4 separate regions of the Homo sapiens genome follow, and all the other regions are linked to region 4. Evidence: chromatin contacts called from ENCODE Hi-C or POLR2A ChIA-PET data. All regions are on one chromosome and are shown on one strand. Each heading gives the region's core, a stretch centred on a gene start or an enhancer-like site at or near the end of the contact. The rest is flanking DNA. Distances are from core to core; before and after follow the strand shown.

Region 1 (3,730 bases), core at 480-2,979, 420 kb before region 4:
GACCTAAAACCATAAAAACCCTAGAAGAAAACCTAGGCAATACCATTCAGGACATAGGCATAGGCAAGGACTTCATGTCTAAAACACCAAAAGCAATGGCAACAAAAGCCAAAATTGACAAATGTGATCTAATTAAACTAAAGAGCTTCTGCACAGCAAAAGAAACTACCATCAGAGTGAACAGGCAACCTACAGAATGGGAGAAAGTTTTTGCAATCTACTCATCTGACAAAGGACTAATATCCAGAATCTACAATGAACTCAAACAAATTTACAAGAAAAAAACAAACAACCCCATCGACAAGTTGGCGAAGGACATGAACAGACACTTCTCAAAAGAAGACATTTATGGGGTGGGGGGGAGGGGGGAGGGATAGCATTAGGAAATATACCTAATGCTAAATGATGAGTTAATGGGTGCAGCACACCAGCATGGCACATGTATACATATGTAACTAACCTGCACATTGTGCACATGTACCCTAAAACTTAAAGTATAATAATAATAAAATTAAATTAAAAAAAGAAAAAAAGAAGAAGACATTTATGCAGCCAAAAGACACATGAAAAAATGCTCATCATCACTGGCCATCAGAGAAATGCAAATCAAAACCTCAATGAGATACCATCTCACACCAGTTAGAATGGAGATCATTAAAAAGTCAGGGAACAACAGGTGCTGGAGAGGATGTGGAGAAAGAGGAACACTTTTACACTGTTGGTGGGACTGTAAACTAGTTCAGCCATTGTGGAAGTCAGTGTGGCGATTCCTCAGGGATCTAGAACTAGAAATACGATTTGACTCAGCCATCCCATTACTGGGTATATACCGAAAGGATTATAAATCATGCTGCTATAAAGACACATGCACACGTATATTTATTGAGGCACTATTCACAACAGCAAAGACTTGGAACCAACCTAAATATCCAACAACGATAGACTGGATTAAGAAAATGTGGCACATATACACCATGAAATACTATGCAGCCATAAGAAATGATGAGTTCATGTCCTTTGTAGGGACATGGATGAAGCTGGAAACCATCATTCTCAGCAAACTATCACAAGGACAAAAAACCAAACACTGCATGTTCTCACTCATAGGTGGGAATTGAACAATGAGAACACATGGACACAGGAAGAGGAACATCATACACTGGGGCCTGTTGTGGGGTGGGGGGACGGGGGAGGGATAGCATTGCATTAGGAGATATACCTAATGTAAATGACGAGTTAATGGGTGCAGCACACCAACATGGCACATGTATACATATGTAACAAACCTGCACGTTGTGCACATGTACCCTAAAACTTAAAAGTATAATAATAAAAAAAAAGAAAGCCTCCCTGCCCAAAACAACATATCTCAATTTTAGCTAGCCACATTTCAAGTACTGAATAGCCACCTGTGACTAGTGGCTTCAGTCTTGCTCTGTCTCACAAGATTGTTGTGTATAATATGATAACTTACACGAACACATCCTATAAGCTCTGAAATGCTGCTGTATGTATGGTACTCACAAATTCAATGATCATTTCATTCTGACAGGTGCTATATCAATGATCATGGGCCCTATTTCCCCATTCTACTTTCTTTATGATGGTGAGCCAAGAACAGGACACACACAATGCCAATGCATTTGTAGTTGATACTACATTTGTGGTCTCATGGAAAGAGCACAGGATGCAGAATTAGTATGCACAGAGGTGAGTTCTTGACCACATCCTCACTATACAACTTTGGGCAAGTTTTGTTTCACTTTTCAGCCTGTTTCCTTATCTGTAAAAAGGAAAACAATACCTCTTCTATGTATACCACAAAACTGCTGTGGAGATAAATGAATATAATATCGAGCAAGCAAATGATTACATATTATAAAATGCTGGGTATTGTCATTCTTGTATTCATTAAACCTAGGATACCCTCACATAATTATTGCTTAAGTACCAAGAACATAGATAATTATAGAAACCTCAAAATTTTATTTTTTAAATTTTTAAAAATATTTTAACTTTTATTTTAGGTTCAGGGGTACATGTGCATGTTTTTTATATATGCAAATTCATGACTCAGGGGTTTAGTATACAGATTATTTTGTCACTAAGTATAGTACCTAATAGTTTTTTTTTCCCTGAACCTCTCCCTCCACCCTCAAGTTGGCTCTAGTGTCATTGTTCCCCTCTTTCTGTCTATGTGTTCTCATTGTTTAGCTCCCACTTATAAATAAGAACATGGGTATTTTGTTTTCTGTTCCTGTGTTAGTTTGCTAAGGATAATGGCCTCTAGTTCCATCCATGTTCCTGAAAAAGACATGATCTCATTCTTTTTTGTGGCTGCATAATATTCCATGGTGTATATATACCACATTTTCTTTATCCAGTCTACCATTGATGGGCATTTAGGTTGATTCATGTCTTTGTTACTGTGAATAGTGCTGCAATAAACATACATGTGTATGTGTCTTTGTGGCAGAATGATTTATATTCCTTTAGAAATATACCACAAAAAACAAACAGCCTCATTAAAAAGTGGGCAAAGGCCATGAACATACACTTTTCAAAAGAAGACATACATGTGGCCAACAAGCATATAAAAAAATGCTCCATATCGCTAATCATTAGAGAAATGCACATTAAAACCACAAATGAGATACCATCTCACACCAGTCACAGTGGCTATTATTCAAAAAGCCAAAAACTAACAGATGCTGGCAAGATTGTGGAGAAAAGGGAATGTTCATACACTGCTGGTGGGAGTGTAAATTAGTTCAACCATTTTGGAAAGCAGTGTGGTGATTCCTCAAAATTTTAAATATGTTTCCTATTCATTATCTTCTCTAACCCAGAACCACTTTCAAGGTTTGGTGTGTTGGGCTGTGCTCTCAGATGTGATACCCACAAATGTCCTCTTTGATGAAAAATGCATTGCTTTTGCAGGGAGTATGGGGACAGAGACCCAAGCAAATTCAGGTTAGAATGATGTTAAGAACATGGGATTGAGACAGAAATAACCAGTTGTGGATGTTTGTCCTGTTACTTGCTCTCCGAGTTATTTTCCTTTTTGAACCCCAGTTCCCCATCTGTGAATAAAGCTACTGCCTGGGATTGTTATGAGGCTTACAGGAGAAAATCTAGTAAACACCTAGCATTGTACTTGGCCCATAGTGCACCCTCTTTAATCTGTAACTGTTTCTATCATCATCTTGGCATACCAGATGCCTGACACATCATGTTGGGAGAGTGAGAAAGCTTTTGGTTCCAGAGTGGCCTGGCCATTTACCTAATTTGTTTTTTTTGTGTGTGCAGAGGTTGTTGGCAGATTTGTTTAGTGGGGACAGTCTCTCAGTTGGCACTCAGCTTTATAACTTCTAGCCATTTAGTCACATCCTGCTGGATGCTGGACACTCATTATTTCTGAAGAGCTAGAGAAGCAGCTCACAAGACTGATGGCTCCTTCCAGTCTGGCACATTCTATGGGGTCTCTCTCACAGCATTTGGCTTCTCAGGGAGAAACTTTCTCTTTGATAAGCTTGGGCAGATTGAGCCCTGCCTCACACATTGTCACATCTGCTATACACTGTGTGAGGTTATTTTAGCAATGATCATGATTCTGGGTGGATAGTTGTATGAAGTGCTTTAATCTCGTCAGATCTCAAATGACTTTCCATAGCTCACCTATTGTGAGGGGCCTCTTCTAGGAATGATATTGTTCCAGAGGCAGACAGTG
Region 2 (3,253 bases), core at 69-2,568, 500 kb before region 4:
TGACTCCAAGAAACAGCAAGCAAAAAACCCTTGTGTCCCTTTGCTCCGATAGCAAGAAGTCCTCAATTTTGTTATAGAATCAACCCAAAGGTACTAACTTAAAATTCGGACAGACAAGGCCAACAGTCTTTTTGAATAGTGATCCCCAAAACAGAACAGTGGTCAAGATTAAGGTCATCTTGAGTGTTTTTAAAATCAAGCCTTATCTGCAGAACTGGATGCCAGTATGCAGATTTAGTCAAAGTACATAACTTGAATTTTATGTAGTCTGCTTGAAATCATCTTCTAGGGATAATGGACTATAATATTTCTGATTTTACTTTATTTAGGATCTTACATCTATCATTATATAAGCATCTATGAGAGCAAGGAAATAATAATGACTTTAATGTAAAACATTCTGGTATGGAGAAAACAAGGAGGAACTTGTACATGCGGAGGGTGTTTTCTAGGAGGAACTTTGGAAGGAGCTATTTTCAGAGTCAGCTCCTCTCTATAAAGCCAGACCAATCGTATCTATTTCTGCAGAATAAGACTGAAACCATTGTGGAATGCTGAAAAAATGACAGTATATCTTGCGTTTATTGACCTTCCAATATTTATGGATTTTATTTAATATAAAATCTGGAGGGGGAGGGGAATTAATCTGTTATCTCAAGGGCACTGCTTGTGTTGTCCATCAAGAGAGGGGCACTCCTTGCACCATGCTAAACTCCATTTCATGTACTGTCAAATGCCACAGCTGATGGCATCTCAGTGCCTGGGGCAGAGATAGTGTGGTGGAGACAGCCTTGCTCTTTAGCGAACTTATTTTTTTATTCCCAGGCAAACAGTTAGACTATGTTTTCCATCTTGTGTTGCAATTAAATGTGGCTGTTGATGCTTTCTGGCCAATAGAATGTGGATGATGTGATTCATGTCTAGGCAGTCTGAGACCTGATACAGAAAATCAACCCATCACTGAACCAGAGGCCTAGGCAATGATAGAGTCACAAGAAAAGAGGAAACTGGGTTTCTGAGTGCCTGTGTACACAGGAGCCCTACTATACCCCTGCTGCCAATTGTACTTTACATGAAGAAGAAACAAACTTCTAGTGTGTAACCACAGATATTTTGGGGTTATCAGTTCCAGTAGTTAACTGTCTCTAATACAGGAATCAAGACAGGAAGTGGAATGCTGACTTAGTGAAAGCCCAAGATGTGTGCTATTGTTTCAGTGGTCAGATAGCAGACAGTGATGAAATAAAAAGAGCGAGCTACAGTTAGAGAGTCTTGCTATTCTCTGGCCCAGTATTTCATGTAAGTGTCGTCTGCAATAACTGAAGGAAAGGAGCACATGCCTCTGAGCCTAAAGCTGTAAGAAAAGTGGTTGGAAAGAAGTAGAGTGAAAGCGTGTTGTGGCTTACAATTAAATGCCTTCAGTACAGGAGCTCAGACAAGAAATAAGTGTTTTTCATGAATAGATTAAAAGGAATAAAGTCTAAAAATAAAAAGTCTTACAAGTTTGGAAATCCAGCTGCTTCTGGACTCCAAATTCTAAGAGATAAGACTGGAAAAGGTCCCAAACTGCAAAGACCCACCAAAACTCTTGCTTAAACACACCAGAGTGGTGTTGCAGCAAAGAGCAGAATAAGGGGATCACCTTGGCATTCAAACCTATTGTTTCAGTGAGCCTCAAGTTAGCTGCCAGGAAGTTGAGAGAGGGTTGCATAGAGATGAAAAAGAAAATGAAATCAGGCTTGAGAATTATGTCTAGGAAAGAACTTGAGCATGTTTGCTCTTGCATGGTACTGATTAGATAAGGCAAATAGATCAGAAGCCTATTCAGTCTTTCAGGAAGTTATATTGCTGAATTAATAATATTTTTGCTCTAACAAGGCATCTCTGTTTGTTTATGGCTTAAAACAATTCTTGGGTCCCCAAACTTGTATGAGCAGGAAGCAGGCTGTGAAAGCTGTAGAGCTCCCAAGAAGATTGCACTCCCTGTGCCCCCTTCAGATATGGCCATGGAGGAAAACAGAGAAGGATAAACTTCCCAGTGGGTAGAGCAGGAGTCACAGAGAATGAGAGAGAGGGGAGTTTCTTCCTGAACACAGATTCTAGGGCTGATCAAGTAACTTCTCCACTCAGAGAGGGCCCTTTAAAATACCTGGCCAGGAGGATTTCAGAAATATACAGCAGACCTGTGGTAGCTCTGTGTCTCTTATTCTGCCCTTTCCCATATTGCTTGAGCATTGTTGGGGGAGGAGGGTGGAGTGGAGGAGTGAAGAGTGGGAAACTGATAACTTATTATTTCACTTCATAAGTCAGCAGAGTCTCCACATCTAAGCCTGGTAAGGACATACATTTCCCATAAATGCTGGACTTTGAGTGGGATGTAGGAACTGGCTGAGACTTAGAGTCATCTGCCTTCAGGAGAAGAAGGATGGATCTTATACATGGGAGAAAGAGTAAAATTCATATTTAGTGACCAGGAGAATAAACTGTGGCATGAATTATCTAGTCATACAAGCTATTTTCTTCCAGTGCATTCATTTAAACTATTGTTTCATTCTCCTTTGTAGGTAGCCAAGTTCCGGCAATTAGACATATGGGCAGAATTATGTCCACCTCCAAGCCTAGCCCATAAGTAGTCCAAATGTGCCATACTCACTCTTTTCCCTCATTTTCCAGCTGCAGCCTGGGAAATCAATAGAGGACTCCAGGACTGGCAAGGAGGAGGAAGCCTCAGTGCCTAAATGCAGAAGCTCCATCCCTACCCTTCCTCTAACACTGATTGGACTCAATGTGAGCACAATAAAATATTGTGCAAAGCCACTGAAATCTGGGAGTTATTTCTTCCAGCAGCAAGCCTTCCCTTACTAATATAGGTGGGCAGAGTTCCAACCACCTATACTTAGATCATCTCAAATAGAAGAAGAACCCTGGCAGCTCATTAGCTCCCAGAGAGATTGACTTCTAAAATAATTATGTATTATTCATTTTCTTCCTGTGTATCAAACCCTGAATCACAGGACATGAAGTATCCTATCATGAAATAAAGGTCTGATTTTAAACCTAGGCTCTTCCACAGATTAGCTGCTTGTTTTTTGGGTAGGCCATTTAAGTATTCTAACTAGTTACCTTATAGAGTTTTTGTGGGAGGAAATGAGGAGATGTGAAAGTCCTTAGTGCAATTCCTGGCGTATAGTAGGTATTCAATAAGAGTTGGTCTCCTTTCTTTTTTCTATAATAAGAAGTAATGGTTATTGAG
Region 3 (3,487 bases), core at 216-2,715, 290 kb after region 4:
AGCAGGCTCTGAAAGAAATTGAAGTATTTTACCCTAAAATATATTTCTTTGAAATATTTTGAAATGTCCCTGCAAAGTTGTCCCTTGTGGGGAAAATCTAAATTCTGTACAGAATTTCTTTCCTTTTCCAGTTCTTTTCCCTGATCCAGGAGAGAATTAAAGGAGTCTGGTATCTTTTTTAAGTCTGATAAGAAACATTTACAATCTTTTCTTTCTCAAGCCTGTTACCTGTAAGCTTCATCGGCATAATAAGAACCTTGGTTTCCACAACCCCTTGTCTTAACCCAGACACTCCCTTCTATGGATTCCAGGTCTTTAGATAAACTTTTTCAACCAATTGCCAATTGGAAAATCTCTGAATCCACCTATGACCTGGAAGCCCACACTTTGAGTTGTTTTGTCTTTTCAGACAGAACCAATGTACATCTTACATGTACTGATTGATGTCTTATGTCTCCCTAAAATGTATAAAACTAAGCTGTAGCTAGACCACCTTGGCACATACCATCAGGAACTCCTGAGGGTGTGTCATGGGCATGTCCTTAACCTTGGCAAAATAAACTAAACTGATTAAGACTTGTCTCAGATAATTTTTGGTTTATACCTTCATAAAGGAAGTGAAGCTTGGGCTTGTGTTGAAGAAAAGAATAGGAGAGAAAGCATCTGCCGACATGTACCTGTGAGAACCTTGCAAGAATTACAGACACTTTTAATGACAAAACCAGGCATCTGCATTGGGAGGAGTGGTAAGGAAGAAGGAGGCTGGATAAAGGAGCTAGAAGCCATGCTGGGAGGGTCCTATTAGGCCACACTCAGGACTTTGGAATCTGCAGTACGTGGAGTGGAAACACTGAAGGATATAATCAGTTATGTACAGAATAAAGAATGTTCTGAGCCAAGCTCGGTATGCACTGTTTTACCAATAAACAGATAAAAAAGAAGAGGAATATGTGTCATCTCCCATTTCACAACCCCTAAGACTATGTCAAATGACTAGGTTACAGTCTAGGTGGAAAGCTTTGTGTGAGCTCCTTTACTTCAGGTCAAATTATACATCTCAATGACTGAATACCACATCTCAATAACATGTAATTTCTCACAAGCACCACATTTTGTGAAGTAACTGGAAGAATATGATTCAAGATTGTTTCCAGAGAAGAATGAAAGAAAATAGTAGTGTTCCTGTGTAATGTTAACCATGGGACAGCTCAACCCATAGCTCCTTTATTTAGCTTGGTAAATTAAATGAATCTCTAAATACTTTAATTACTTCCCCCATTGCCTTTCTTCCTCCACAGTGCAAACTCTGTGCCATTCACTTGTTAAAGCCTCTTTTGAAACTCATTTCTCACATTTCCCCAAAGATCCATAAGCTTTCTATATGGAAGTGAAAAGAAGCAGTGAGGCATATAGTCAGTGATACTTAAAACTGGATGAGTCACCCCCAGGGAATGTCTGGGAGGTGTTTGAGGGCTTAAACATGTGCCAGAGCCCACAGTCTTACAAGTATTCAAGCAGACCAGATTCTGACTGAATAATGCCATAATTTCTAAGATTCTAAATTCTAAGATTCTTTCCAGTGTCATATTGTCAGATACCTGAGAACCCAATTGACTTACTAATATTTATAAACATACACCATCATCAAAGGGAAAATATCTGGCTAAATCTGGGAGATGACATTGCGCTTGCAGAATTGTATGACCTATAATCATATAGTACTCTTCTGAGCAATGAAGGATTAAACAATTTGCAGGTGCTATGTCTCCATGTACACTAAGTCTTGCTCTAATATTCTTCAGAAAAACCAGGACCACTCAGTCAAGGCTATAAGTGATATCTGGGTTACCTATATAGAGAGACATTATGTCTCCTTTCAAAAATTACAATTTTCTATATGAAATTTTAACTTCAGAAACAGGTAGGAAAACTGTAATTATCATCAAAAACTTTATTTCATACATTTATCTACAAAAAGATACTTTCTTTTCCTTCTTAATTTATATCCAGTCCAGCAGGAAATTCAGATATCAGAAGCAAAATGACATTCATTTTATTACCCACATCTTCTTAGCTGGGATCATGTAGGGCTTTACAATTATCATTTAATTATGACCAAAGAAAGGCACACTTTTGGGAAGATTAAAGGTTCTGGCATGGTACTTTAGAGAAGGTGATTATCAGGGAAACTTAGCAAGTATATATTAGAGACAAATTTGATTGATGACAGATATAGAAAATGAATGACACAGGATGAAATGAAAGACCACTGAATTAGAGAAGGCATTCTATAGTCCATGGTGTTATATATTGTCAGGCTGAGAGATGTTTTTAAGATGAAACATGAGCACTTTGTCTTCAAATATAAGTTATATTAGTCTGTTTTCACTCTGCTGATAAAGACATACCCGAGACTGTGGAATTTACAAAAGAAAGAGATTTAATTGGACTTACAGTTCCACATGGCTGGGGAGGCCTCACAATCATGGCAGAAGGCAAGGAGGAGCAAGTCACATCTTACTCGGATGGCAGCAAGCAAAAAACCAGAGCTTGTGCAGAGAAACTCCCGTTTTTTAAAACCATCAGATCTTGTGAGACCCATTTACTATCACGAGAACAGCACAGGAAAGACCTGACGCCATGATTCAATGATATCCCACCAGGTCCCTCCCACAACACGTGGGAATTATGGGAGCTAAAAGATGAGATTTGGGAGGGGACACAGAGCCAAGCCATATCATTCTGCTCCTCACCCCTCCCAAATCTCATATTTTTACATTTCAAAATTAATCATGCTTTCCCAACAGTGCCCCAAAGTCTCAGCTGATTTCAGCATAAACTCAAAAATTCACAGTCCAAAGTCTTATCTGAGACAAGGCAAGTCTCTTCTGCCTATGAGCCTGTAAAATCAAAAGCAAGTTAGTTACTTCCTAGATACAATGGGGGTACAGGCACTGGGCAAATACAACCATTCCAAATGTGAGAAAATGGCTAAAACGAAGGAGTTACAGGCCCCATGCAAGTCCAAAATGTAGCAGTGCAGTCAAATCTTAAAGCTCCAAAATGATCTCCTTTGACTCCAGGTATCACATCCAGGTCATGCTGATGCAAGAGATGGGTTCCCACGATCTTGAGCAGCTCTGTCCCTGTGGCTGTGCAGGGTACAGTCTCCCACCCAGTTGCCTTCATGGCTGGCATTGAGTATCTGTGGCTTTTCCAGGTGCACAGTGCAAGCTGTCAGTGCATCTACCATTCTGGGGTCTGGAGGATGGTGGCCATTATCTCACAGCTCTACTAAGCAGTCCTCCAGCAGGAACTCTGTGTGTGGGCTCCCACCTCACTTTTCCCTTCTGCACTGCTCTAGCAGAGGTTCTCCATGAGGGCTCCACCCCTGCAGCAAACACTGCATGGGTATCCAGGTATTTCCATACATCTTTTGAAATCTAGGCAGAGGTTCCCAAACCTCAACTTTTGACTTCTGTGCACT
Region 4 (3,764 bases), core at 1,081-3,580:
AACCAGATATTTATCATTTCTGTTGTTCTTTCTCCATTTCTGAAGTTTCAGGATTCCCTGTGATATTATTTCCCTTAAGCCTAAAGAAATTCCTTTAGTATTTCATTTGGAATAGATCTGCTATTAGCAAATTCTCTTAGCTTTCCTTCATCTGGTAAGGTCTTCATTTCGCATTCATATCTAAAAGATGTTTTCATTGGCTATATAATTTTGTGTTGACAGTGTTTTTTCTTCCAGTATCTTAAAGATTTATTTTGCTGTATTCTGGCTTTCATGTTTTCTGATGAGGAAACTTCAATCATTGCAATTCGTGCTCACTCTATGTAATGTTTGGTATTTACCACTTTGATCATGATCTGTCTAATCCTAATTTTCTTTGAGTTTATCCTTTTAAAAGTTTTCTGAGCTTCTCCTTATAGGACTCAAGTGACAAGGATGTTATAACTTTTGATATTTTTCCCACAGGCACCTAGAGTCTGTTATTTTTTTCAACATTTTCCCTTATGTTTCTTAACAAATAAATTAATTAACAGATAATTTCTGTTGGGCTGTCTCCAAGTTTCCAGTCTCTTTCGTCTGTTTTCTTCATTCAGTAGGTAAACTCACCAGTGAATTTTAAAATTTTTATCTATTATATTTTCTTGTTCTAACGTTTTCATTTTTAAATTGTTTTTAATTCACTGCTGAAAATTACTATATTTCAATTTATTTCCAGTGTGTTTACTTTTAACTACACCTACAACTAAAGGATAGTTATGTTCTTTGCTATAAAGTCATTCTGTGTAATTCCAACATTTGGGTTGCCTTGTGTTTAGCATTAGTTGATTGTATTTTTCCTTGACAATTCATCATAGTTTCTTGGATTATGTATAATTTTTTGGAGTATACACTACACATTTTTGATATTATTCTGTGAGATTGTAGGTTTTATTAAAAGCCTGTTGACAATGTTGTTTATTTATAATATGTTCCATTGCCAGCTCAATGGATAAGCCCACTGTAGCTTAACTCACCAGCTGATTATAACTAAAACTTCTAAACAAAATATAGAGTTATTGTTTTTAGCAGGTAGTTGACATATTTAGTAACTTATTAAAATTTTTCTTACCTTTTTGGTTTCAAAAGGTGATTAGTGGTTTTAATATCAGTTTAGTTTCTAAACCTTTGCTACATTGCTTTCAGCCTGTGCCACTCGTGTCACCAGGGATTAGTCAGAAACTAAGAGGTGGTGCTTTATATTATGGCTCAATTCTTGAAGTTTTTTCTGTGTTACTTTGGGGTTTTCCTATGCATTCACAACTCAGAGATGAGCTCAGGAGTTTAGCTAATTTATACATAGAATTAGGAAATTTCCTTCTTCTGCCCTCTTTTCTACTGGATTCCCCTACATTTTCTGTTTTGCAGGGGATGTTTTGCCCAATCCTCTGACCAAAAAGATTAGGTTTGTCTTGCAGTCTTAGGTGCCTGTGCTACCCCCAGATTTCTGTTATTGGAGTTCACTCTCAGGCCTAGTTCATGAAAGAAAAGAAAAGACAAAAAAAAAAAAAAAACTCCCCCAAAAATTATACTCACATGAGTTTCCTTTTTCAGTTTTGACTTTCCCTCTCCAACCTGCCTGCTTTTTTATCCTATTCAGGTAATTACTTTTTGTATTTTGTCTACAGGTTTTAGTTGTAATCAGTTAGGGAATTAAGCTATAGTATGCTTATCCATATTGGCTGGCAACAGCACTTTTTATAAACATAATTTTGGATGGTTACATTGTAATTCACTTTATGGATATTTTAAAATTTAAAATGGCTTCTCTATTTAGGAACACTTGAGTTTGTTCTTTGGTTCTTCTAAATAGCATTACAGAGAATATTATTAAAATAAACATTTCTCTAAATCTGATTATTTCTTTAAAAGAAGTTCTTATAAACCAAATCACTAGATCAAAACATAAGAAAGCATATAATTCACTAGGACAAAGCATTTTTACTGCCAAGGCACTTTGACTTTATCTTGGAAGTGATAACACATGTGCTGTAATGACATTATCAGTGTTGTGGTTTACACAAAAAGCTCTGGTGGCTAGAAGAATGAGCTGAAAGGGAAGAAGGAGGTGGAAAAATCATTCAAAAGTCAATTACAATGTTTTGAGTTAGAAACTCTAAGTGTACGAACTAAGGCATTGTTACTAGACATGAAGAGGGGGCAATGGCTCCTTTTTTTGAAACAGAATCTTGCTGACAGAGAAGATAGGATTTCAGTATAAGTCATGGATGACCTAGGCTTTGGATGACTCAGAGACCAAGAGAACAGGAGGCAGGATGAAGAATAAAAAGAGTGTACTTGGAATTTTGTGAGGGAAGTGGTTTTGCCACAGGAAATCCAGGTTTCTGTAGGAATGAGGAGCTAAATGGATCTTACGTAGAAGGCTTTAAGAAAACAAGAACATTTCTTTGAAATGGGGCATGATGGCATAAAATAAGATAAAAATAATCGAGGAGAAAACAAAAGGAAAAGAGGAGATCTAAGCTGAATAGAAATGAGGGTTTGAGAGGAGGTGGGTGATGACAGTAGAAAATCTGCAAGTTGATAGGAATGAAAGAACAAACTTAAGAATGAAAAACCTCCACTACCCAGTAGGTCTGCGGTCAGAGGCGGTTCCTTGTGAATGCCACTTTGTTCCCCAGATGACTGAGAAGGTCTTAATGCCTTAGCAGGAAGTCTGCCCCTGCCTTGTGGTGAGGTCACTGGCAGTTTACTTTGCCTCTTTGCAACCAAAATCTATCTTTGGTAACAAGCTAGTAACTACTTTTGGTTCCCAAACTCCCACCCTTCCCTACCTCAAATTGTGTAGCCTCCATCCCCATCCATAGGCTGAAGCCTCTGTTACTCACAAATTCTGATAGCACTCAAAGAGCTTTGAAGTCATCATCTTACAAGTTGTATGCTCTTCAGGAATTTGCTCAACCGCCTGTGGGTATTTCCTCATCTGTAAAATGAAAAGGCCAGATGAGTACCTCAAACATACTTTGTGGCTCATTTTGAAATTATAACCTCAGCATAATCATTTTTATAAATCTATATTGTATACATTTGGAGAATATAGCTAAAACAAGCAGCTTGGGGAATGACTCAGTGCTTGACCATAAAACCATTCTGTATGTGTCATTACTAGACTAAGCAACAGCTTGCAGGCTAAACTATGAATGTTAGACAGATACTTCTAAGGGGCAAACTGTGAGCTAGAAGTTGTGGATGTGGAAGGAGAAGCAGTGCTAAATCTTTCTGACCCAAGTTATAGTCACCAAACTGATGATTTTGGAATTAGCAGCTAATGGTATCTGTTTCTCAATTGAATAGTAAAATTGGTAGTGGAACCAGTGTGAATAAAATTCTGAATCTTTATTACCTAATACAGGTGCAAGTCAAACACAGACAGCAATTAGGAAATGATTGTGTGGTGAGTGAGTAGGGAAATAAAAATTATCACACTATTTCAGAAGTTAACAAAGTCACTTTGGAGGGCCTCATGAAGTATTCCTTATAGCTATACCAGGATGAATATTTAGGTTGTGGCTATGCTGGGTTTAGAATATTACGATGCTTTCAGGCCTCCTGAATGTCTTCCTAATATCCTGGCTGCATAGGCCCCTTGTTTAGGACTTTCCAAACCTCCCCCATGACTCAGCGACTAAAGGTATAATGCCTGGAGTACCCTGCTCTTACAAAGTGGCTAATGTTGATATCTGTGTATCTAGCCTATGCAGATTATT

Evidence for each region. Hi-C counts contacts between places; a loop is a spot of excess contacts on that map. ChIA-PET counts read pairs that join two places held with the same protein, here RNA polymerase II (POLR2A). Pooled maps may share reads with other maps.
Region 1: a pooled map shows a loop between it and region 4 (19-fold over the local background). The contact joins two enhancer-like sites. A Hi-C loop is called at or near these places in 3 of 37 single-sample maps with no recorded cell type and 8 of 50 pooled maps.
Region 2: a pooled map shows a loop between it and region 4 (10-fold over the local background). The contact joins two enhancer-like sites. A Hi-C loop is called at or near these places in 2 of 37 single-sample maps with no recorded cell type and 7 of 50 pooled maps.
Region 3: a loop to region 4 is called in a map of IMR-90, with 5 times the contacts of the local background. The contact joins two enhancer-like sites. A Hi-C loop is called at or near these places in 1 of 168 maps with a recorded cell type or tissue (IMR-90) and 3 of 50 pooled maps. POLR2A ChIA-PET finds 5 or more read pairs at or near these places in 3 of 52 experiments (AG04450, BJ and OCI-LY7).

The regions. Positions count from the first base shown.
Region 1 is chr3:111,237,055-111,240,784 of GRCh38, reverse strand. No RefSeq gene overlaps it. Among named protein-coding and RNA genes, the nearest start is that of NECTIN3, 170 kb to the right of the region's middle. Within about 2 kb of position 1,729, at least 2 of the 41 ENCODE cell types and tissues checked have a DNase peak (open chromatin) inside an H3K27ac peak, as active enhancers do.
Region 2 is chr3:111,309,801-111,313,053 of GRCh38, reverse strand. No RefSeq gene overlaps it. Among named protein-coding and RNA genes, the nearest start is that of CD96, 230 kb to the left of the region's middle. Within about 2 kb of position 1,318, at least 2 of the 41 ENCODE cell types and tissues checked have a DNase peak (open chromatin) inside an H3K27ac peak, as active enhancers do.
Region 3 is chr3:110,524,894-110,528,380 of GRCh38, reverse strand. No RefSeq gene overlaps it. Among named protein-coding and RNA genes, the nearest start is that of NECTIN3-AS1, 540 kb to the left of the region's middle. Within about 2 kb of position 1,465, at least 6 of the 41 ENCODE cell types and tissues checked have a DNase peak (open chromatin) inside an H3K27ac peak, as active enhancers do.
Region 4 is chr3:110,813,642-110,817,405 of GRCh38, reverse strand. No RefSeq gene overlaps it. Among named protein-coding and RNA genes, the nearest start is that of NECTIN3-AS1, 250 kb to the left of the region's middle. Within about 2 kb of position 2,330, at least 4 of the 41 ENCODE cell types and tissues checked have a DNase peak (open chromatin) inside an H3K27ac peak, as active enhancers do.